Linked DNA regions of Mus musculus: all the other regions are linked to region 3. A link is a loop called in an ENCODE intact Hi-C map of the cell type or tissue named here. Cell type or tissue: left cerebral cortex. All regions are shown on one strand.

Region 1 (8,000 bases), 1.7 Mb before region 3:
GTACAGAGTGCAATTTGCCATCTTCATGCGTATTGCAATACCATTTTCACCAGTAAGGAGAAAAGCATCTCTTGGGAGGACTTTACCTTTCTGACCACATATATGCATTGGATGCCACTAAGATCAATTTCTGGGTGAAAACTGTATTGCCAGTTCCTAAGATGGAAACATCCTATACTATATTCCATATATGATAGAGCACATAGCCATCTTCCCACAGCAATATACAGAGAGGAAACATGAAATAAGATTAGCAGGGCAGGCCCAACTTTAGAGTGAAGGGATATTTCCAACCTGGAATAATTATAGTTTAGATGCTGAACTCTAAACAAACATGCTTCCAGTAATGGAAAAGAGCCCGTGGGTGTCTGGATGCAGAGAGCCTTGCCTTTGCTACTTTGGAGAGCTCTACTTGGCGAAATGAAAGAGCAATAAAAAAGAAACACACATCTGAAAGCTGTCTTCGTTCCACCTTGCTATCCTTCTTCCTTTTTTGTCCGGAAGCATATTGTGGCTGCATGCTCTCCTGTTCAGTATCGGGGAAAGCCTTTATGGGACATTAAATTTCAAAGCTACAGGTGGTCCGCAAGTGCCACACTTCAAAGACGGTTTTGATGAAATGCAACAATGTTTGTGTAATACAGACCCTGGATCTTTGAACGCTTCCTGTTCAACTCACCCCGCAAAGGTTCAATTAGGAAACATCAGAAGACACAGAGCCTGGAGACGCTACCATCTGTCACTCAAGCTCGTCTTTTCAAATATCTTTTATGCCAACCTGGGAACAACAATTTATGTTGAGGAGGCAATAATCGTAACTCAAAAACCACTTTCAAAAAGGCAGTGCCCTTTTCTAGTGAGTGGGATGTGGGCCCACGTAGGTGCTCCTTGAAGCGAGTCTTTGAGCACTGGCAGCTTTTTGATTCCTTGTCGTGTTAGGACACGTCTCACTATTGATAACTTGTGCTTACTGCCAACAAAAAGATTCTAGCCCAAGAGGCCCAGCGTTCTGCGGGCCTTTGTATCAACGATGAGCATATTTCTCTGCTGAATCCTGTGGTTTTTGCCTTCAGTGAAAGAAAAACTGATCCTAACAGTTTTAAACTTGTTAATTCAAGCCATATGTCAGAAAGCCAGTCTCCATATGGTGCCACACCACCTTATATTTACAGGGGCTGCTTTTCAAAACATTATTCTAAAGCTATATCTGCCCTAAAGTTAATACGTTGCATCCTGCGTTATGGAGCGCTGTTACAATGTTCTGGGCTTCACAATCGCTTGCTGATGGAGCAGAAACACGCCGAATATTAACACTAATTTCTGCTAGTTTTATTGGCAAAAATGTGCTAATCAAGGGAGGGGAGATGTATGTTGAAGGGAGAATGGTTTGCCAGTTGTCTGTTGCCAAATACCGCAAAAAATAAAAGAGGAAACAGAGCAAGGGAGATCATAAATAACCTCCTTGATTGTAAACGCGACTGGGACGCTTCAGAGCGAAGTGCCCACGTTAGAAATGCAGTAGCGCCTAAGCGTCAGGATAGCTTTCTGTATTTGCTTTTAAGAAACGAGAGGAGGGGAGAGAGGAGTCTCGTGGTAGAAAAATCAGACTTGTGGAGCACAAGCCTTGGCTCCAGGTCCCCTTCTTTTAAATGGGAATTGTCTAGTCTGTGATCTTTGGAACCTGAGATATTAGAGAAGATTATTCTCCAAGATAACTAAGTTCGCTTTCCCAAATACCTATGAGTTCACTCCAGATAGATTAGGACACAGTTATCTCCAAACAGGTTTGTTCGATCTGCAGCATCCAAGCAGGCATGGTTTTGATTTGAGAGATGTTTAAACACAACTGGCACTGTATAGAGAGGGTCCTGTGCCTGAAACACGATTTTTCTCTGTCTCTTTCTTTCTTTCTTTCTTTCTTTCTTTCTTTCTTTCTTTCTTTCTTTCTTTCTTTCTTTCTTTCTTCCTTCCTTCCTTCCTTCCTTCCTTCCTTCCTTCCTTCCTTCCTTCCTTCCTTCCTTCCTTCTCTGTTTGTTTGTTTATTTCTTTGCCTCTTTGTTACATTGTTTCTTTGTTTCTTTCTTTGCTTCTTTTTCCCCTCTTTCTTTTAACATCAGAAAAACAAGTGATTTCCTCGTATCTGATTCCTGGTGGGCATTTAAATTTTCATTCTTGCTGTAGAAGCTCTTACAGAATTCATTGGCAAGAATTTCTCCTGCGTGAAGGAGGCTCCTTGGCTTAGTCGCTTGCTCTTCTTTCTCTTGTTAATTCATTATACCCATCCCAGAATCAATTTTTGACTTTGTATTTGTATCTCACCCCCTCCGTTTATTTGTATACTGATTCTTAGGTAACTATTTATAACCCTAGATTCTTTCTTTTTCTCCCCCCCCATCTCCTTTATTATTATTTTTTCTTGGAAATTTTGAAAAAAAAATGGCATAAGTTTTTTTTTTTTCTTTGAAATGTATGAAATGATTCCAAGGGGGTTTCTAAATTGTGAACAACATGCTGGTTATAAATACTACATTGTAGGAAATAGACTTTCCATGACGAGGAAAGGTTTTCCGACACATAGATACCAACGCATAAGCAATTGAACCAGGAAAAAAAAATACCTGGAGGTGTGCCATTTTCCTAAGTCCTCAACCACAGGAGTCTATATCAGCTTTCATAGTCTGTGTTGGGGACAGAGACAAAGGCTGCCAGACCCAGCCCTTCTGATTTCTGGGATACTTCAGCTCTTAAAAGTAAAACTTGGTATTCTGGAATTAACAACATATTCATGAATGAAATGGCTCACGGATTAGAGAATAAAACCAAACAATCCGTTCACAAGCTTCCCAGTTAATACAAGCCTCCAGCCAATCACGCAGTCACTACTCACAATTCCCCTCGCTAATGACTGTGGCTGGGGCGTTCGTTCGCAGAGCTGGGAGGAGAAGGCTGTATCTTTCTCTTTGCATATGCCGAGGAGAGGAGAGGGAACTCGGCCCAGTTTATTAATTCCAAACCGATGCAAAAGATTAAAGCTTTCTGCAGACTGTTAAGCACGGCTAAGCCTCAGTAAATCACTACATTTTTACAGTGCCTTGCTGTTTGCACACACATGCAGAGACTTTCGGTGCCAGAATGACGTTGGTCATCGGCTTAACGTAGGAAAGATGTCCCTTCGCATCACATGAATTCTTGTCCTGTGGAACGACTGGAAAATTTTCCCTTCAGACCAAGTTCCTTCGTGGCAAAGTGCTTGATTGTTAATTTATTTTTAACATGGAAATCAATATTTTGTTCAGTGGTCACTTATAGTTAGATCTTAACCCCATTGTCTTGTTTTTCCCTTCAACATGCTTGCTTTCTTCTTTCAGCCCCCCTACACGCCCCCCCCCCCCAGCCCTGGAACTGATGTTCTAACTTAACCCAATATATGAAACATAGAGCACCTTATGATTAATGGCTAGGACAATTGGCACATAAGATTTTTTTCAAACTAGGAACCACTGAGCTACCTATGCAAGCCAGTTTTGTTCTTCTAAAAAATGAGATGTCTGTGTATAGTTTAAGAATGTTAAAAGGGGGCTGGAGAAATGGCTCAGCAGTTAACAGTGCTTGCTGCCCTTGCAGGGGATGAGTTTCATTCCTAGCACCTAAATGGTATCTTACGACCATGTATGACCCCAGTTACTCTGGGATGTGCTGCCATCTACTAGCCTCCTTGGGCACTGCACACACATAATACACAAACACACATGCACAAAAAGACAGAAGGCAAGTACTCATAAAAGAAAATTAAATACAACTTTTAAATAACAGGGACGCAATATATAAAGCCCCATCATTGCACATTTCTGCTCTGCTGCTCAGAGAAGCATCCAGTGCTGCCTCTGGACTGCCTAAATGATGTGTGGTTCCTAACCCAAGCTTCCTAACCCAGCACAGGTATGGTACTTATCAGCTAACCCTATCACAGACCTTATGAAGATGGTGGCAGCTGACCGGCTTCCTTAAAGAGCCAGCTGGTGGCTGGTTATTAAATCACTGTCCACCCAGCTGACTCACCTTGGGTGTGTTATTTGACCATCAGCAGTGATCTGGTGAGATCAGCCCACCCATTAGGCTGCAATTTCTCATACAAGGTTAACACTGCAGAATGCACGTAAATGCATTGTAAATAGCATCTAAAACAAAACTTGGGTGATTGGAAAGACCCTTCCTCTGTTGGAATATCTCCATCAATGTTCACATTTTACTCATTTATAATAAGGATAATAAAATATTTTCAAACCTTTAAAACTTTAACTAAAAGTTTCAGTGGGACCTGTCATTTAGTTTTGAAATAACCATACAACATCACAGTACTGAGTAAAACTTCTGTTTTACCTGAAATACCAATATTGTGTGTAGTTACCCTAATCATTTCAGTTTCTAGTATAGGAAGCATGCTATATATTTTTAAGTTGGGAACTGAAACATGTTGGTCCAACATATATATAACATAACTGAAAGGAAATATGGTTGCAAATTTTGTTATATTTTTTGATCATTTGTCTTTTGTGAGTTCCTAGCCTTTGATATATATATATATATATATATATATATATATATATATATATATATATATGTATATATATATATATGTATATATATGTGTATATATATATGTATATATATATACACATATATATAATATCTATAAATAATACATAATATTATATATATCAAAGGCTAGGAACAGAGAACAGTGATGTATATGTATGTATATATAATCATATATATCATACATTGTACATACACATGTATATGAAGCCAAATGTCTGCTTTTTTGGATAAAGTGTGTTAATCTGACTGAAATCTGGTGACATGGAAATGCTAGGAACCCTCTGCAGACACTCCGTGGCCACCCAGCAGCCATTTTGATCTCCTCAGTCCAGTCCTGTTGTAGAAATGGAACGTAAGATCTGATAGACACCTAACTGACATCGTTTGCAGTCAAGACCTTCTTGGCTGTGACAGAGAGGGATCCTGAATTCATTCGGTTTCCTTAATCTCTTTCCTATTGGCTGGTGACATAGGACCTTAGGATATATGTGGCCAATATAATTAGTTTGGGCTCAAAAATAATTGGGGGTGAGTTGAACTGTAGAAAAGGCTGGGTCAGTAGACGGGCATGAGGACCAAGCTTTCCTTTCTGAAGGAAACTATCAAACACCTTGCCAAACCCCCTTTCCTGTTTGGTCTCCCAGTTTCTTTTTACCTTTCCTCTGGGTAGGATTTTGAACACTCCACTATCCCTGCTTTGCCATACTATGCCATTCTCTGATGGCATAAAAAGACAGCACAGCTCCTCAGTTCTTACCTTCCCATGGGCTTCTTGTCCTGGTGAGATGTGAGCTCCTGGCTGGCTAGCTCATCTGCCCTGGTTTCTTGTGAAATTGGGAGCCAAATGTAGCCTGTCACTGGAATCATGGCATTGTGCTGTCTGGGACAGGAGGAGGCTGTCCCTCCACAGTTTATGCTGTGTTCCTGCTATGCCATGCTCTCCCCGAAAATTGGCTGCTGGAAAGAACATCACGTTTATAGTCCTATCTTCTATATTAAAATGTGTTATTCTGAATTTTCTGTGAGACTTCCTGAGTTAATCCTAATTTAGTTTATTAGTAGAAAATACTTTTGTCTCTCTCTCTCTCTCTCACTCTCTCTCTCTCTCTCTCTCTCACACACACACACACACACACACAAACCCTCTAGAGAATCACAAGTACATATTACAAAGCTTCTGATGGACAGAAGGGTCCATGTCAAACTTTTGTCAAATTTTATCAACTGAATGTCTTTCTTTTAAGCCCACATGTCTGGATGTTCCCCAAATCTTCATGCCTGCTGGGGTAATCCTGTCCTTTCAATATTAAGTGAGAACGCTCAACACATATCCCATATGTGGTAGAAAGAATGTTTTCCGGGCTAGGGTTGGTTCTGTTACATTTGATCCAGCACCTCGAGGCTGGTGTTTGTCTTTTATCTCTTGATAATCTTTCTGTTCGTCCTGATTGTAGCTCCTTTGTGGAAAATGCTTCTCCTCTTACTTGATTATATTTATCAACACACAAGAGCTATTCGCTCAGTCTCTTAGCTCTCTGCCTCTCTGCCTCTTCCTCTCCTGTCCCCCATTAGAAAGTGTCTTTCAGTGTCAACCAAGCCTTGAACCCCTGGATGAGGCTCAATAGTTCCTTTCTCCCTGGCCTTCCATGGCCTTCAAGGGCCTTTCAATATAAACTTAATATTTATTTATCCCTTATTTGCTTTGCTCATTTGTTTGCTTGTTCGATTGCTTTGTGCATATAAGTAGCTTTTGACTGCATGAAAGTTTATGCATCAAGCATGTCCTTGATATCCAAGGAAGACAGAAGAGAATAGCGGATCTCCTGGTGTGAGCTATTTCATGTGTGCTGGGAATCAAACCTCCGAAAGAGCAGCCAGTGTTCTTTCTTACCTGCTGAGCTGTCTCTCCAGGTCTTTAACATAAAAATTTAAAGTTCCAATCAGGTGGAGAAGAAGGATGCTGGGACATGTGTGTGTGTGTGTGTGTGTGTGTGTGTGTGTGTGTGTGTGTGTGTGAAATGAAGCAAATATGCAAAGTTCCTAACACCAGGTGTAAAAACGGGTGTCTTGCTTTTCTTACTACAAAATCATCATGAAAACTGGTTTGAAAGACTTGGGCTTCAACCCTATTCGAAGCTTTACTTCTTGCCAGAGACTGCTAAGATATTAGCTTTAATACAATGGCGCCCACAGCAGATGCTTAACACAGGGTGGTGGAAAAGACCAAAGGAGATACTGCATTGATTATATAGCTGTGCTATTCTCTGTGAATACTGGGGTGAGAATAGTCTACATTTGTGTCTCTCTCCTCATCCTCCCTTGGCAGGTGCGCATGTGGCAGCAGTCCATCCTTCCTCCGGTGTGTTAGGTTGGGGCGTCTGAAAATGTCGGTAAAAGTGAAAATTTAGGTTCATGCCTTGTGTGATTAAAATGGAGCTGTGCTCAGTGTCAAGAGTTTGGCTCGATTTGATTTCCTCTTTGGATTACAAGTTACCTCTGAGACTTGTGTGTGTAGGAGCTGGTCTGGCAAGTGTTTGTGTCTGACCTGAGCGATCACTTCTTTGGACCTCAAAGGTCTTTGCACAGAAAGAAATGTTCAGGTCTTTACTGATCATTTCTTAAATGCCAAGATTCCGTGGGATATAGCAGCATGCTTTCTTGTTTGGAGGTCAAAATGTGGTCTTCCTTTAGGAATTAGAAACTTTAATGTCCTTCAGTGAACCTAAACTTTCATATTTTATAAAAGTTTATATTTTTTATATTTAGAAAATGAGGTCTAAAGATAAAACTTTTCTTCTAGGAAGGGTTTATTTACCACTGGACATGGAAGTCAGAGCAAGCCTTCAAACATCCCTGTTCTGTTTTGGGTAAGGACATAGGCCCATTTGAAGACGGAGATCAGTCATCTCTACCTCTGGAGGAATGAATGGCCAGATTTCTAGTTGTATTTATACGGACTATTTCAATACAAAATCTTTATATATTTTCAAGGAAAAAACAAAATGTCATTCCTTCTACATAGGGGAAGTGACATTTTTGAAAATCATTGACATTTTTCTACATCCAGGGCTATTTCAAGCAGTGGCATTATTAAATTAATTCAACAGAAATAGAAAAATCGCCCACAGAGTATGCAGCCAAATAAGAAGTCTAAATGTGCAAATAGGATCAACTGCTGAAGAATTCGCTTGTTCGGAATTATGCTTAATTACGTGACAGCGAGCCTCCCTGAGCAAGTCGCTGAGAGTAAGACCAGGCTTGGGGAGGAACTCACACACTGTATTTAAGTTCCCTTTGTATTTTTATATGGGAAAATGGAGATAAGTTCTGAATAGATATGTTACTAAAAATAACCCAAGAATGGATGGCGTGTACGGAACAGGCACGTCTGATGCACGACA
Region 2 (8,000 bases), 150 kb before region 3:
TATATCTATATCTTTATCTATATCTATGTCCTTTTCTTCTGTGTAAAATTTCTTTGTATGCACATTCTGTTGTTTATTCTCACAAACCACTAACTACGAGAGATACCTGGGTTTTTTTCTGCCTTTGTGCTAAGATAAGTATATAAGAATGGCTAATTTTGTGGATATGCCCTATTGTGATTTTGGTCTGGGAAGAATATCTACAAGTGAGAGTTTCTGGCCAGAGTTTAATCATGTTAAATTTTTCTATAAATTACCATTCTTCATTTTATAACAATAATATCATTTGTCATTTTACATCTTGTCTACAACACTTGATATGGCATCTTTCCCCACAGCCTCACCCATAAATTGTTCTGACAAACATGAGTGTTTTGCTAATCTATTGTCTAAAGGTAGTCTCTGTTGATATCTCCCTGACCAAACCCCTTGTGTATGCATGGGCAGATACAGAGGAAACTCAGTGATCAACATCAAGTATCTTTCTCAATTGCTCTCCACCAATATTTTTTGAGATGGTGTTTTAAGATAGGGTTTCTATCACTGTGAAGAGTCACCATGACGATGGTGACTCTTATAAAGAAAGACATTTAATTTGACCCCGTTCCAGATCCATTTTCATCATGGTAGGAAACATGGCGGTATACAGGCAGACATGGTGCTAGAGCAGGAGCTGAGAGTTCCATATCTTGTTCGGCTAGCAGCAGAAGCAACTATGAGCCACACTAAGTGTAGCTTGAACATAGGAGACCTCAAAGCCTTCCTCTTCCTCAGTGACACTCTTCCTCCAACAAGGCCACACCTACTCCCAAAGGCCACACCTACTCCTACAAGACCACACTTCCTAATAGTGCCCCTCCATACAAGCAAGCATTCAAACACTTGAGTCTACAGGGATCATTTCTACTCAAACAACAGATAGGTTTTCTTATTGAACCTGGAACTTGCTGTCCAGTGGCTCTCAAGCATCCTCTTGTCTCCACTTCCCTACAGCTCAGATTATAGGCACATACCACCATGTATGGCTTTTACACCAGATCAAACTCTGCTCTTCAAGCTTACGCATCAAGCACTTTATACTAACGGAACTATTTCCCTTTTATGGATTCATTACTACAATTTTTGAAAATGTTTACAAGTTTGCTCGGTCTGCCCTTTGATTCTGTTCATAAGTGATTTGGGCTTTGAAATTAGCACCTGACATTTTGAAAGCTATGCCCTGGTCTCAGGACTCTACCCTGCATATCTGAGAGGTTCAGTGAAAACATAGGAAGTTATGACTTAGGCTGAACTGTTACTGGGTTTAAGTTTAAGTTTAAGTGGCTATTCTGGGTGCTTCCTTGGGTCTCCACCTTAGAGGCTCATCTAATTGTAAGTATCTTCAATCCTCTGCCATGCCTAAGAAGAGTATCTGAAGCCGAACCTGGATCGGGGGATTTAAGTGCTATCTGGAGTCGCCCAGCTCAGTTAACAACAGGTCTGTAGCTTTGAAGAATTTTCCTGCTTGGGCGTGAGGAGGCACAGTGTCCTGGGCCAATGAGGGTTCAGAGGAATACTGTATATCATCAAGTCCTGTGCGCAGGCACACCTCAGTTCAGTACAATCAACTCCTGGAAACAAACCACTCTTGTGGCCAGAGAGTAGTGACGGCAAGAGTATAAGACAATGGGGAGAAGATAGCAACCGTCCAGAGAGGAGCAAAACAGCTGATAAAAAAATATTTTGAACATTTCCCACAGAGAGAAACAACTATTTAAAGTGACTGACTGACTGATGGTAATCTAGTTGTCCTTAACAAATCATGACATGCCAGACACATATATTGAACTATGGAGGTACTCCTGGTAAATATATAGAACCGTTATACCAATTAGGAATAACAGGTGAAGACATAATAAGAAGATAATTCTCTATGATGCCTTAAAATTTACGAAACAGTTCCTCTTCTGCCGCTCAAGATCACCACACCAGTGTGAAAGGAGGCACTTCGCAACTATAGGCTCTGCACCCCCAAACAAAGCTAAATGGTGTTAAGCTATATCGGATCACATGGGTAGCAAAGAAGAGAGGTGAGGAAAAGGGTGGGTGCTGTGTCAGTGGGCAATGGGCAGCAAGATGGGGGTGCTGTAGTCACACAGTCCCCAGGACAAGAAGGTCCGTAGCTAAGTTCAATGCTCCGCACTTGCCACTTAAATTTCTTAATACATCTTTCATAGAGGATGCTGTAATTCCATTTTGTGCAGAACCATTCCTACCAAATTTTGTTTTAAATTTTTTTCCTCTTATGAATTAGAGCAGTACATGTAAACTCACTAAAAAAAAAAAAAAATGTTTCTGAACACCCTTGGTTTCAAGTGGAATTGGTTCTGATTGCCTGAAGTTGGGAGCTTAGAGGAAGACCTTGGTCCACACCACAGGAAGTGCTTATTGCCTCACCTGTCCGAGTGCTCACCCAGGCCATGGTATATAACTGGCAGCTGCTCTTTCTCTCAGGCAATTCTAAGGTTTGAACCCAGGGCCTTTCAAACGCTAAGCAAGCACTCTACGATTGAGCTATCCCCTTGCCTTTTTTTAACTTTCTATTTTGAGACAGGGTCTCACAGAGATGTCCAAGTTGACTTTGAATTTACTCTGTAGCCCTAGCACCGGCTAAACTTATGATCCTCTTGCCTGGGCCTTTAGAATGGCTATGGGTTATCATCCTGAGCTGCCTGACCCTGTGATAAGATGTTTTATTTTAAAATTCAGACCAAATTCCCCTACAAGATGAATGTAGTGGAAAGATTTGTATAAAAGGGGAGAGAGAAAAAAGTTTTATTTATTTTCCTGGCATATACTCAGCTGACTATTGATCCAATACGTAAATAATGATGTAGAACTCAAAACCTACTTGGGGGATGGGTGGGTGTGTGGGTGGGTGTGTGTGCAGTGCACATGTTTATAAAGAACTGAGTTGGTGCACAAGATTAAATCAACAGTCTTCTACTATTTTGGGAAAATAGACACTTTGAAAGACAACCTGGTTGATCTGTAAGACTTGTGACAGTCACAGCTCGTGGTATCACAAAAAGGAACATTTAGAATGCACCTTCAGTGGTTCAGAATTGCATACACGTTGTTTCAGAACGCTTGCAAATCCACGGGTTAAAGAATACAGAGAAGGAAAGAGAGAAAAAATGGGCAGGGAGAGCTAACTATAAAGCATAAGCAATACATATTTGCTTATTCAAAGGACAATTGATTCCTGGTAAGCTCTGAGCTCCAGGTCCCTTCCTAAGCACAGTGGTTCCAAGAGAATAATCACACGAAACGTTTTTAGCAAGGATGAGTCTCTACAGGAGCAACGTAAATCACCTCTTCTCTCTATCACTGGGCTGTGTGCTAAAAAGGTGTGTAAACTTAAAGATGTGCTTGCTTCCAAACGCACATGCACATTACTTGGAGCTGCGTGGTGTCCAGTTTAGGACCTCACGTGGGTGGAGTAGAGAGGATCTTTCAGGTATCTGATTGGATTTATACAATTCTCTTAGGAATTAACAGAGGATAAACCTAGACAGAGAGTCTTCTGTGGGTTCTATGGTATTGGCATTCCCTGGATGGATAATAGAACCTGGGGTATATTGTTATCAGAGACGATATTGATTCTATCAACACCGTTAAGCTACAATTTTTCCTCATAACTATGTATGCAACTCTCTGTGATTTGTGTTCAGTGGTGATCTTTTTTTTTTTTTTTTTTTTCCTTCAGCTGCTGCGGTTTTCTTGCTCCGGGGTACTGAAGCTATGTCCCAAAGATTTGGGATTGAGTCTGAGAATAATGAAGAGGAGATCAAAGATGTTTTGGGATTAGAACTAATTGTTTAGGATGAAAAGGAGGCATAGGTCTCTAATTTTATTAGTTGCATAGGTGTTTGAGAGATAAGCAGTGTAAGTGGAAAAAATTGCAGATAAAATCAGAGGCAATTTTGAGAGGAAGCGAAGAGGAAATTAGCAAGAACCTGACGGGGTAGAGGGCGGTGGGTGGGGGTGGGGAGCACCGAAACTTAGGCTTTTATAAACTGAATGACTGCAAGATGGCAGAACATCAATATTTAAGATTAATTTTTAAAATTATGCGTCTGCTTGGGGCAGGGGGTCCATGTGTGTGAGTGCAGAAGCCCAGAGATACCAGAGAACCCTGGGAAGTTGGTGTTACAGGTGTGAGCCTTTTAACATGGGTACTAAAACAGAAACTGAGATTCTCTGCCAAAGAGGAGTACGCTCTCAAACACTGAACCATCTTCTGGTCCCTGTGAATTAACATTATTAGAAAACACGTGCTCAGATTTATCCAGCCATGGAGTAGGGGAAAAAAAAAAAACACGCAACAGAAGAATCATTATGGTCCCCACCCAACACCTAGCTCGTCACAGTTCAAAAGCTATCAAGGCCTGTGCCCAGATGCTTCGGGTCCAGGGCACTGGGAAGGAATAATTTGACTAGGTCCACACCAGGGTAATGGAAAGCCCAGAATTTTACCTCTGGAATTTACTCATACTTTGTCCCTAAAGTCACATGTTCCTAAAGACAGCTGTGATTTTCGTGTGTCAAATGCAGTGACAACATGATCCTGCCACTCCGTACTGCCACACCTACTGCAGTGGCCTTGCTGTCCCTGATGGAAACTGAGCGCCAAGCAGCAGGTTTCTCCTGCTCCCGTTGACTTGTTAGAGTCTACCTTGGCTCAGCTTGTCTAGGCCTGGGGTTTGCACTCAAGCATCTGTCCTTTGTCCCATGACTTCCTGGAGTGGCTTTCTGGGAAAATGTCATCAGCGATGTTGATTTCCTGTCTTCTCATCACTGGATCTGGGAGGTGGATTCTCTTCACACTGGGTTTTGTTTTTTTGGTTTTTGGTTTTGTTTTTTTTTTTTAATCTGAAGAATGCACAGGAGCCTCTTGCCTTGTAATACACAGTCTGTCTCATTCATAAAATCTTGTCCTGGAAAAAGCCTCATTCATTCCCACAGAAGAGCCGCAGTTGGGAGGGCAAGGGCATTCAAAACCTTGGGAGATAGGAGACAATAGCGGAGCGCTTGGCAGCCGCTCCTGGGCGGCGTTAGCAACGTGTACCGACGCCAGGGAGAGGATAAAACGCTGTAGTTATTTACTTGTCTCTTAGGAGCAAAAGAGTCTCTTTGCCTCTAATATAGATGCCAAATCCTCAGGACCCAAGCGAGGAAATGATGAGCTGTGCGGAGGATTGGCACGAAGTCCTGTGCTCCGAGATAGTGAGGCATTTTGCTTGAAAGCATCCGTTGTTTAAAGAGAAAACGAGAATTGTGGGATTTTGTTGTCAATCAAGGGTCAGCAGCTTCCTCTCCCACTGGACGCTCACACACAAGCCCCCCCCCCCCCAACACCCGGACCCTCCTCCCCCATCCTGCCAGAAAGCCAGGCTGTCCTGTTCCTTGGCCACCAAAGGCCAAGGCTTCCCTTGCAGAATCTCAACGCAGTTGGTAACTTCAATCTTGCCAACGCTTCCCACGTTAGTAATCACCAAATACTAAACATGACAAAAATTCAGACAAATAGGGCATCCGTCCGGTGTAACTCCGTTTGCCGAGAGCCCTCCAGAATCCGGAGCACAATAGGTCTGTGTTTATTTTTCCACCAGTAGCATAATGTGACTGATTTACAAGAGTTTCACTGGAGTGGTAATCTGACAGTGATGAAGGGGCTCCTCACTAGCGCAGTCGCTCACACTATCATATTAGTTGCCTCTAGCAAGGCAGTGTGGTCGATAATTGGAACGCTTTTATGTCTAGTGGTTCTGACAAACCTCTTCTTCAGGTCACATATGGGCGGTCTAGCTCTCTACTCAGCCCAACAGTGGCAAATACTTTAGACTGAGAAAGTATTGTTCTCTTCACATTGTAGAGCAATGGCAGTTCAAGGGAAGTGAGGCTGCGTGCCGGCTACCTGCTGGTGTGTAGTAAAATGAAATGGACATGATACCGAGCCGGGAGTACAATTAAATCTATTTTGCACCAATGTGTTGCTGGACAGATGAGTTTCCACATGACAGAACTTTATGATCTTTAAGGTAGACTGAACTAATAGATTGGTGTGGAGCGCACTGAAGTTACCAAGGACTGGAAAGCAGGCAGTGGTACATTTGAACTACAGGTTTCTCATATGCCCCGCGTCATGCTGAGTTTTTATAGCTCCTGGCTTTCAAAAAGCCTGTTTCAAAGAGGTTTGCGCTAGACTGGGCATGCAGTTTTGCTCTGCAGATATTGTCGCTGCCGATTTAGTGGAATGCAATTAGGAAGCCTAAATTAAGTGGTAATGGAGAACCAGCTCTTGAAACTGGGGTTTCCACGGCAACCGCTGCTTACAATACAGCCTTCAGTTAGTTTTCCCACTTTATCTGCAAAATGCACAATTGAGCTTTAAAACAGCTCGGTACTGAAAAACGCACTGTAAACAACTGTTTGCAATGAGAGTTTTACACTGTCTTTAAATACAACAAACCATCACATAAAATTTACTTGCCCGCACTAATAATGTGAAATCCGGTTGCGGGTCGGGTGAGGAATTTTTTTTTTAATGTGTTATTCCTCTGTCACCATCGGATTTATTTTTAAGGAGAGATGTCACGAGTCATTAGGTCGTTCAACTTTGGTCATCCCTGCACTATTTTCAGCTCCCCTGACAATCTGTGTATCCCAACAGTCCTACATTAAGACACATTTTCTCTCTCAGCACGCAGAGCATTGTCTTAAATAATTGTATAATGCTCTTTGTCAATATTCCTTTTTCTCTAACAACACTTTGTAGATGTTTCTTGTAGTTTCACCTTTATAGCATACTGTACACCTGCAAGATTTTCATATTTACTAATCTGGACTTTTCCTTTCTTCAGATGAGACCAACATTCCATCTCTCTATATATTTAAAGGTTAACCAACCAGGAAGCTCTTGTGCCATTCTAACAGACAAGACAGTTGAAATATAGCAAGAAGTAGGTGTATTTTCCACCACACAGTTCTTTGAAGTGACTATGGGGGATTTGCACCTTTGTAAAATTCATTTTCTTCTATGGTAGGGAATCTGTATTTTATTATACAGGGCTGGCACTTTTGTTTCCCTGTGTCAGGGTTATACGCATACTCCCATCAACGACCCATGCATACTTTTCTCTGCACAGGAGGAAAAAAAAATCAAATTGAGTTCTGCAAAGAGGAAAGAAGGATAGAATCAAATTTGGGGTCTCCTAGCTATAACACTCTGTTTAATTGCCAGTCTTAACAGGGTGATCACTGGAACATGTCTGGACAGAGCCAAGCAGCTGGTGGGAACTCATGAATCCGCCACAGCCCAGAAGGTAATGTTCCCCGGCAGTTTGTGTTCTCGCAAGGTTGGCGTATTATACGTGTGTTATTTTCACTGTGAGAACATGCAGAGAGAAAGGCATGGGTGGGGGTGGGGGGGGACAGAAAATGAGACAGGGGGGGGGGAGAGAAGGAGAGAGAGAGATGGAGACAGAGACAGAGAGACAGGGAAACACAGAGAGAGACAGAGAGAGAATAAGACCTGTTACTCATACGGTTCAGGTGGAAGGCTACATTCTGGTGGCAAGGGTCATATCTGTGTGTTCTGCATGTTGATGCATCAAATTCTCTGTAGCCTTGACACATGCCAGGGAGGGAGTGTGCTCTCCACAGGAAGTAGATCTCTTCAGCGGCAGCCCTCCCCCCCACCCCCCACTGTTGGAACCCAGACTTGGTTGGGGCCTTTATTTTTGACATCAGCTGATTTAAATGGCACAGAGGTTTTGTTAAATACTTTTCCCCCCATTTTTCTATTATTTGCTGATTCTCACAAGTGGTTCCTATTATCTTCACACTTTGAGAATATAAGTGCTTGAAGAAAACTATAAAGAACCACATTAAAACTGGCTATTTTTAATTCTCTTGGTATTTAAAAAAAATCTTTGTCACAATCTATATCGCTGCTA
Region 3 (8,000 bases):
GGATTCTGCGGACCGCTCTATGTTCAAATAACATTCTAAAAGACCTTTTTGGGCAGTCGCTGGCAGAAAAGGGGAAGTAATGGGAGCCTTTTAATTTTATTATGCAAACTGCACTCTAAATAAAATAAAATGCCCTTAGAATGCGTTCGAAGAAAGACAGACGTAGCCCTGAGGCCCAACAGATTCCTGCCGAATTCGGCAAATGTCCCACAAATCACATAAATGGTAGGGTCGGAGAGGAGAGGAGGACACCCCCCACACCGTTGAACGGAAGCCCCATTCCACTTGAAGAGTGGGAGCTCAAGTCTCCTGGGGGGGGGGGTTAATCATGCATTCTAACCCTGGATGAGAATTGCTGCCAAGACCCTACCAATAAAATCATACAATGTTTTAATTTGGGGTACTTTTAATGCTGTTTATTCCAAACAAAATTTTACTTGACCGATTTTGTGGAATAAAAATAAGGCAAACACAGTCCTCAGCATTTGACAGTACTGTGCTGTGACTTCTGGGTGATTTGGTGCCCTGGTTTAATACTAAATTAATGTTTGATGTTTATCAACTGCCACTCTGAGCCAGTGATCCCCTCCTTGGGGTTTATTAACCAGGGTCCCTGCAGAAAATTTAGGCGAAAGGTGAATATGAACAGCAATACTGGACACACAGGAAGCCATTGTGAACAAGGTCACGTCATTCTAACACCTAGACTTCCATCAAGTAGTTTAGTGGTGGAAACTATATTCTTGCAAACTATGGAGTATTAGAAGCATCAACTCTCTGTGAATACACTTGTTACTGGGTGTGTGTGTGTGTGTGTGTGTGTGTGTGTGTGTGTGTGTGTGTGTGTGTTTTAAGTGGATAGCAACAGCTACATTTTCTTGAAAACACCAGTAAAGTAGGGCTGTCCCAGGAAGGCACCGAGTTGGATAGGACCCCAGGGAAGGAGTCAAGCTGTAGAATGAAGCTCCGGCAGCAGCACAGGAGAGAAAAGAGCAGCAGCCGTCAGCACGAAATGCCCGAAATGCCCACTCTACACCAGGTTCCTCAGACACTAGCTAAGGTCAAATGTCAAAACAAAACACAACAACAACAACAACAACAACAACAACAAAAGGTACCAGAGTACAAGAATAGCTTTCTTTTCCAGCCCAGCCCTGTTGGTTGGGCCACAGAGAAGATGCTGTAAAACTTAGAAGCAGTGCTTGGTGGGGGAGGACCTCCAGCAAAGAATAACTCCAATCTTTTAGGACCAATGCAAGAATATAAACTCCAGACACCTCTGGTAAAACTCAGTTTATATATCTGGGCTTTTGTTTTTTTATAACACACACACACACACAAACTCTGTCTCTGTCTCTCTCTCTCTCTCACACACACACACACACACATACATACACACATACACACATACACACACACCAAATTTACCTTGAAATATTTTTCTAGCTAGGACATATCCACGTTTGCTGCTAATGAATCATATTTTCACCATCGCCTCCAGTCTATCAGGTGGACTCTGTGTTACCTAGTCCTAGGAGTTGAAATTTGAAAGAGACCATGATGTCGGGAGCACAGGAAGGGTGGTGAGGGGCAGCCAAGAATAATCCATTAGTTGCAGCTTCTCCAGCTATTGGGAGAGAGCATTACCAGACCTGACAGGTTCAGGCACACAACTAGAGTGGGCAAGCAGTTGGAAATGGGTTGCTTCAAAAGCACATACAGTATTACCAAGTAAGTTACTGTGCTTTCTCCGTTTATTTTGCACAATTAGAAATGCCCTGCAGTGTAAGGAGGAGGGAGCTTACTTTAAAGAATCATAGTTTCTTTGAATTCATGATTACTCCTTCAGCCCGTTCTGAAGAAACCTAAGTGCTTTCTCCCTTCCTTCAGAATATATAAACCAGATATTAAAGAGATAGAAAGTGGGGGAGGGGTGCATACTCCAAAACCTTAGCAATACCAAGAAGTGACTAGTCCACTGTTCACCAGATAAAGCCTCTTTTCTAACCAAAAGCCAGTGTTGCAGATCCCTCCCCATTTGTATAAGCCATACATTTGGGTAAGCCAAACATCTATTTTAATGTGTAAAGGCTAAGAGAAGCTGCTTTTGTGTTGTACTTTGTTGGACTGCCTTGTCATTGTCAAATGGAAGCAAATGAGGAGGTACCCACTTCATGTTAGGCACCTCTGGCTCAGGTAATTTTCTACGTTCTCTCATTTGGCAAAAGCAACTGCAGTATTCTCAACAAGTCTGTAGCTTTTGCCCACAACTTTGGATCTTCATTGATCCTTGATTATCCCCTAAGTCATTGCAGAATTCTAACATGGCCCCTGTAAACCAGCAGGTCACCTCAAATTAACTTGTTGCTTTGCCCCAAATTCTTATTCTTCTGTTTCTTTTGCTGAAAGTGGACCACGGGGGTTCCCACCACTTCCTTGTTCTTCTGAGTATATTTTTCAGAGAGAGAGAGAGAGAGAGAGAGAGAGAGAGAGAGAGAGAGAGAGAGAGAACAGACAGCTGCTTAGACAACCACAGCTCCAAGAAACTATAACACAGGAGAACATGCTGTATGAAGAACACGGAGACCTTCACCAATGTTTTGCGATATGGATGAATAAAAAAAACAAAGTGTCCCCTCCCTACTAATACGTTCTGAATGCTCTGAACAGCCCTGAGCATGCAGAGCAAGCTAAGCTTGGGGTTTGTCCCACTCTGTGGACTTCTCCTGGAAATCTTTTGTCTGCAATGCAGAGCTGAGGAGGAAGGCAGTGGTTTGGTTCGCATGAAACCTTCCTCAATTCTCCACTTGAGTTTATTAGCACAAACCTAACACTGCATCTTCTGACGCCAAATGTGTAAGGTCCAGTGTGAAATCATATGGTATACGTGTATTTGAGCAAGTGTCTCTTGCTTACAGGATTCCTATAATCTTTCAAACCTAGATGAATTCACATCCCACTTCAATCCAACCCCGACCTGCTAAAATTAGTTTCACAGAAAAACTTAAGGCTGAAGCCTGGTTGGCTTGGAGCAGTGTTGAAAAGAAGCCAGTGGCAACAACCCCCACCCCTAGAGGAGCAGCAGAGCTATCAGAAAGGTCAGGCTTTGTGACTCCTTTATTCACAGGTGCCTTCAGCTGCACTGTGGAAGCCAGCTTCACACCCTAGTCACTCCAGCCTTGGCTTTCTTAGTAACTCTCTAAATCTTCTTGGGAAAATTGTGTAAGACAAACTGACTAAATCCTCAAAACCAAGGGGATTTGCTCTTCACTGTTTTAGGTAGCCTCCTAGTTTGCTACAAAACTTTTTCGTTCTTTGTCAGGGTTTTCATTGGCAGCACACATACACAAAAGGAAAAAAAATCTTAGGGGCAGAAACTTTATGTTCCACTAAAATTCCTCTTTATCTGTCCTTAAAAAGGTTCAAGTCCACGGTTACCTCTATCCTCTGTCTAGCTTGTATTTTCTTTTCTCTACAGAGCCCTTCAAGGGTAACTATTAAACCCTTTGAAAACAGTAAGAATGAAAGTAGCTACTAGGTATCAAATGGACTGAAAGATCCCAGGCACCTGCTATATGCTCAAGACCCTAAATTATACCCAGTTGTGAGATTATGCCCTGCTGAAAGGACCATCATTTTTACATATACCATATACTACCTCAGAATTCATTTTGCTTTCTAGTTCAATTCCAAAAAAACAATCACCATCATCAGCCTGAAAGATAGTTTCTTAAGTAACCTATATTGTAACCATAACGGTTCTCTCTCTCTCTCTCTCTCTCTCTCTCTCTCTCTCTCTCTCTCTCTCTCTCTCTCTCTCTCTCTCTCTCTCTCTCCCAGCCCATTTTATTTTATAAACAGCCCTAACCACGCTTTCCAGAGAGAAATGGGGAAATAGTTTCAATATCCTCTGGCTTCCTGGGTCTTTTACAGACATGGCTAGTGTGGGAGAGACCACTGTCCTGGTATTTTAAAACTCTGTGTTGCCCAATCATTTCCTTTCTTCCCTTGAACATGCACAGGAAAGGTAAGGGTGTTTGTTCTTCTGGCAAATTTGGAAAGACTGATTTGCTTTTGAACTGGCTACATTTTCCTCAGCTACTGCTAAGTCGAGTCAGTGCGCCCCCTGCCGACTAGTCAATAGTGTACTGCTAAGCAAAGTTTATTTTGTTCAGTAAACCGTGTCATATAAAATTAACAACAACCAATAAAATTAGCTTATATGTTTCAACTGTAAAAGTCCAAAACAAAATAAAGCTAGTTTTAGTAGTCCTAGAAATCTCTAGTTTGGCTTCTCCTCTTTGGCTGAATCAAGGTCCTTTTATCTAAAGCCCAGTGCACAAACATATAGCTTAATGTGACTAGTGTTCTTCCTTTTATTTCTTTCTCTATGGCAACCAATATGCTCTGCTCAGAAATGTTCCCCATCAAGGAAACAAATGATCTTCAGGGAGCAGCTCTATATGGCATCTGGTCCAATGGAGCACACGGAGTTAACCCCAGTCAGAGGCAAGGCTGTAAACAAGGGGAGGGAACCTGGCGATGCTGAGCCCCTCCTCAACTGACACCTCTTCCTCCCTCATTACAAACCACTGCATTGATTTAGCATCAACTGTTTCCAAATAAATTACCAATTCAAAATTGCAAGGTGTTCTGTATACAAAAGTGCACTATAATTTCAGACATTTGATACTCCCCTCCCAATGTGGCTTTCTTCAAAAGAACAAATCCAAGAAGCATTTAAAAAATCATCCCCAGACCATTTCACTAAAGTAACATAATCACACTGGCCTGGACTTAGCATCGCTATTTCTTTCGGCCATATTTATTTAAGTAAGTATATCCTTGAATTTTATAAAACCGGGAGATAGTGATAAGGAGGGATAGATCTGACTGTCAAAAATAGAAAACATGGAAAATCTGGTTCTCTATACTGAAGCTCCATTGTCCTTGGGGAGTGGAGACCCAGGATATCCTGGTTAGTTTTGATTGATCACCTTCTTTCTGATGGGTTTTCACTACTGAGCCAGCACACACCGCCTGCTCCCCACTTGCAGCTTTAACTAGGGGGACATTGACTTCCTGCCTCTTCTCCCTCACTTCTTCCTCATCTCTAGCCCTCTGCCCTCTGGTTGCCAGCCCCCTCCCCTCTTCACTGGATCCTACAGCTCCCTGTCCTAATCTGGGCAGACTCACAATTCAGACACCCCCACCAAGACAGGCCAGGCATCTCCCTCTTCAGCCCTGATTCTCTGGGGAAAATTCCAAATAAGAAATATTTATGTTTAGTAAACAACTCATTTCTAGGGTTTACCCCTCTCATGATCAACAACTAAAATTAATAGCTCTCTCTCTCTCTCTCTCTCTCTCTCTCTCTCTCTCTCTCTCTCTCTCTCTCAGAAGGGTAAAGCTCTTGCTGTGAGGGCCATTGGAATCAGTCCACCTTTTTATGTATTATTTTAGCAACGTCAGACCTGTCTTACTAACTCCCTTCCACACACTTTCCCTTCCCCGCTCCTCCCAAGCAATGAAAATAAAGCTTCCAAACCTTCAAGAACACAAATAAACAATACACCAGAAAGGAAGGAAAAAGAGGAAGCAGAGCAAGAAAAACCAAACAAACAAAACAACAACAACAACAAAAAAAACACTTACCCAGCAAATTCCCAAGGTTAGACTTTTAAATAAAAGGTGGTGGTTGGTTTTTGGTTTTTGGTTTTTGTTTTTTGTTTTTGTTTTTTGTTTAAAAAAAAAAAAGTAAGGTTCCTGGAGGGGCAGAAGAGAAGGCATATTCTCTACTCTCCAGAGCCGAGTTATCCTTAGCCTTCTCTTTACACTGACTCCTCTAAGCCCGGTTCTCTCTCGTCTATTATTTTCACCAAAATATATGAAAATGTATGCAAATGAAAATCAGCACTAACTGTTCTCCCCTTGTTATATACTTTGGATTTTTTTTTCCAGACAAAACAATCACACTCCGCAGAGGGAGGGGGAGGATTGGGTGGGGTGGGAGGGGGGAAGCTGGGGAGCGATTTGAGAACTAAGTACGTGGGGGGTGGGGGGAGAGAAGGGGACAGACCTGGGAACAGAAGTGCGTTTCTGTTATTGAGGAGCACAGCGTTTGGGGGGCTTCCCGAACGTGCACACCCTCCTTGCAAAGAAAGAAAGTGGATCTGTTTGCTGAGGCGCTATCCCGTTTCATCAGGCCACCTGAGACGGCTTTTGAAAGCGTGTACTGTGAAACTCATAGCAGTAATTTAGACAAAATCCTCACTGTATATTAATGAAAGGCGGCCCCATGGCTCTGTTCCTATCCTCCCCATTCAGTGTAAACAAAACCACGAGACTCTTTCGGTTTTTGAGCCGGATCCAAGCAAAATCGGCAGGAAAGGAAAACACGGGGTGCTGGCACCGACTATTCAAACGTCTGCACCTGGAGATCTCAGATTTATTCAATGAAATCTGTGTTCCATCTTTTATATATACATATACGCATATATAAATATAAAAAGGAACCTTTTGGAATGGAGGGGGGAATCCGTTCTGTTTTGGGGCTTTGGTTACTGCTGCCTTTTAGATCTGTTTCTACGATGGTATCTTTTCACCCCGGCAAGCAGGAGCTGGACCCGATCCTACATAAATGCCCCGCGTCTACGGTTAATCTCGAGATCACGCAGAGGCTGCGAGGCTGCTGCTGAGCTGGAGAGCTCCCTCTGTAACTGAGTTCACAGAAGTGAGCCCTCTAGAGAAATTATGCATCGGGGAGAAGGCAGGCCAGTTCTTTATATTCGGAGCACACCGACCGCCGGGTTACGTTCTCGGCTGCTGCTTGGACTAGAAACTGCAGATTGCGGTCCGGTGCCCTGCAGCTGAGGGTGCGGGGTGCAAGCACACGCACACTCATTAAGAGTCGTGTATTTATTGAATGTCCGAATTGGGTTAGTTCATTGGAAATCCCCAAGGAGGATTTAATTTGTCCTTGTTTTCGTTGCCACTTTCTCTTTTTTCTTGGTTCGCTGAGGTTCCTCTGTGCGGCGTTTCCGCTTGGCCGCGTCGTCCCCCCCCCCCCCAACACACACACACCACACCACCCCCTCTTCTCCCGCCTACCGGGCGCACTCCTCCTCCCGGGCCCCTTAACTCTTTCAGCTGGGTTGCGGCTGAGAAAGCACTTGTCGACAGCGGTCACAGCCACCTCGCAAAACCTGAGACCCAAAGAAAGAGGAAAATAAAGCGTCCCCATGCCCAAGAATAGCAAGCGAGTGAAAACCCCACCAATGAACACACTCACACGCGCGCACACACGCACGCACACACACACACACACACACACACACACACACGAGTCAGCGGTAAAGGGGACCGGGGTGGGGGGCGGGTGAGCAGCTAGCAGCCCTAGGCCCTCTAGGCGAGCTGAGGCAGACACTGCATTCTAAAGGCATTGGGATCGAATACACTTACGATGAATCTAGGGGGACGGTCGGGCTGATTGCCTTTCAAATACCTCGCGTGGCTTCGTTGACCGGCACCCTCCAAACTCACAAGGGCACGCACGATACTTGCAAGAATCCCAGAGGAGGGTGGGTGGGAGGGAGGAAAGGAGGGAGGGGGGGTTGGAGAGCGAGCAGCCGCAGCAAGCGGTCGGACTCGCACGCGCGGGCCCCGCGCTGGTACAGGGCTGCAGGTTTCCCAGATGATGGCATCCGAGAACTTAAACAAAGAGGGTCGCCGCCGGCGCGCCGCGGCTGCACAAAGTTGCAGTGGCGGATTTCCAAGAAGCTTGGCCACAGGAGCTCTGCGCGAGGCAAGCCTTCCTTTCCCACCTCCTGCAGGACAGAGATGGGGGCCCGCGCGTGAAGGGAAGAGGAAACTTTGAAACCAGTGGGGACACATCTGTCTATAGGTATTAGCTTGAACGTACATCCGCGGCGCGCGCTTTACAAATCTCTCGCGTGGGGTGGGGGTGCGACACAACGCAGTCTAGGTAGAATGGGTAGACT

What was found. Hi-C counts contacts between places; a loop is a spot of excess contacts. Peaks named below come from ENCODE experiments on the same cell type or tissue, not always from the same donor. Only the 100,000 strongest peaks of a DNase experiment are listed, where the experiment ranks them.
Region 1: it touches region 3 in a loop (2.7-fold over the local background); 4 of 42 quality-filtered maps call a loop at or near these places.
Region 2: it touches region 3 in a loop (3-fold over the local background); 7 of 42 quality-filtered maps call a loop at or near these places.

Annotation. Positions count from the first base shown.
Region 1 is chr1:41,034,208-41,042,207 of GRCm38, forward strand. No RefSeq gene overlaps it. Among named protein-coding and RNA genes, the nearest start is that of 4930448I06Rik, 140 kb to the right of the region's middle. In left cerebral cortex, a CTCF peak has its summit at 3,676; DNase peaks (open chromatin) are centred at 417, 1,005, 1,517, 2,736 and 1 more place; H3K4me3 peaks cover 1,156 bases; H3K27ac peaks cover 243 bases.
Region 2 is chr1:42,534,065-42,542,064 of GRCm38, forward strand. No RefSeq gene overlaps it. Among named protein-coding and RNA genes, the nearest start is that of Gm46089, 35 kb to the right of the region's middle. In left cerebral cortex, no CTCF peak of the experiment used is centred here; DNase peaks (open chromatin) are centred at 4,751, 5,179, 5,684, 5,961 and 3 more places; H3K4me3 peaks cover 1,785 bases; H3K27ac peaks cover 2,131 bases.
Region 3 is chr1:42,687,286-42,695,285 of GRCm38, forward strand. It overlaps Pantr1 (POU domain, class 3, transcription factor 3 adjacent noncoding transcript 1), which reads right to left and starts at 7,540. Exons shown (of 4, transcript NR_027826.2): 1 at 7,462-7,540. All of the region lies in intron 1 of Gm46091 (predicted gene, 46091), which reads left to right. In left cerebral cortex, a CTCF peak has its summit at 4,135 (motif pointing left); DNase peaks (open chromatin) are centred at 3,000, 4,111, 6,350, 6,759 and 3 more places; H3K4me3 peaks cover 7,160 bases; H3K27ac peaks cover 7,484 bases.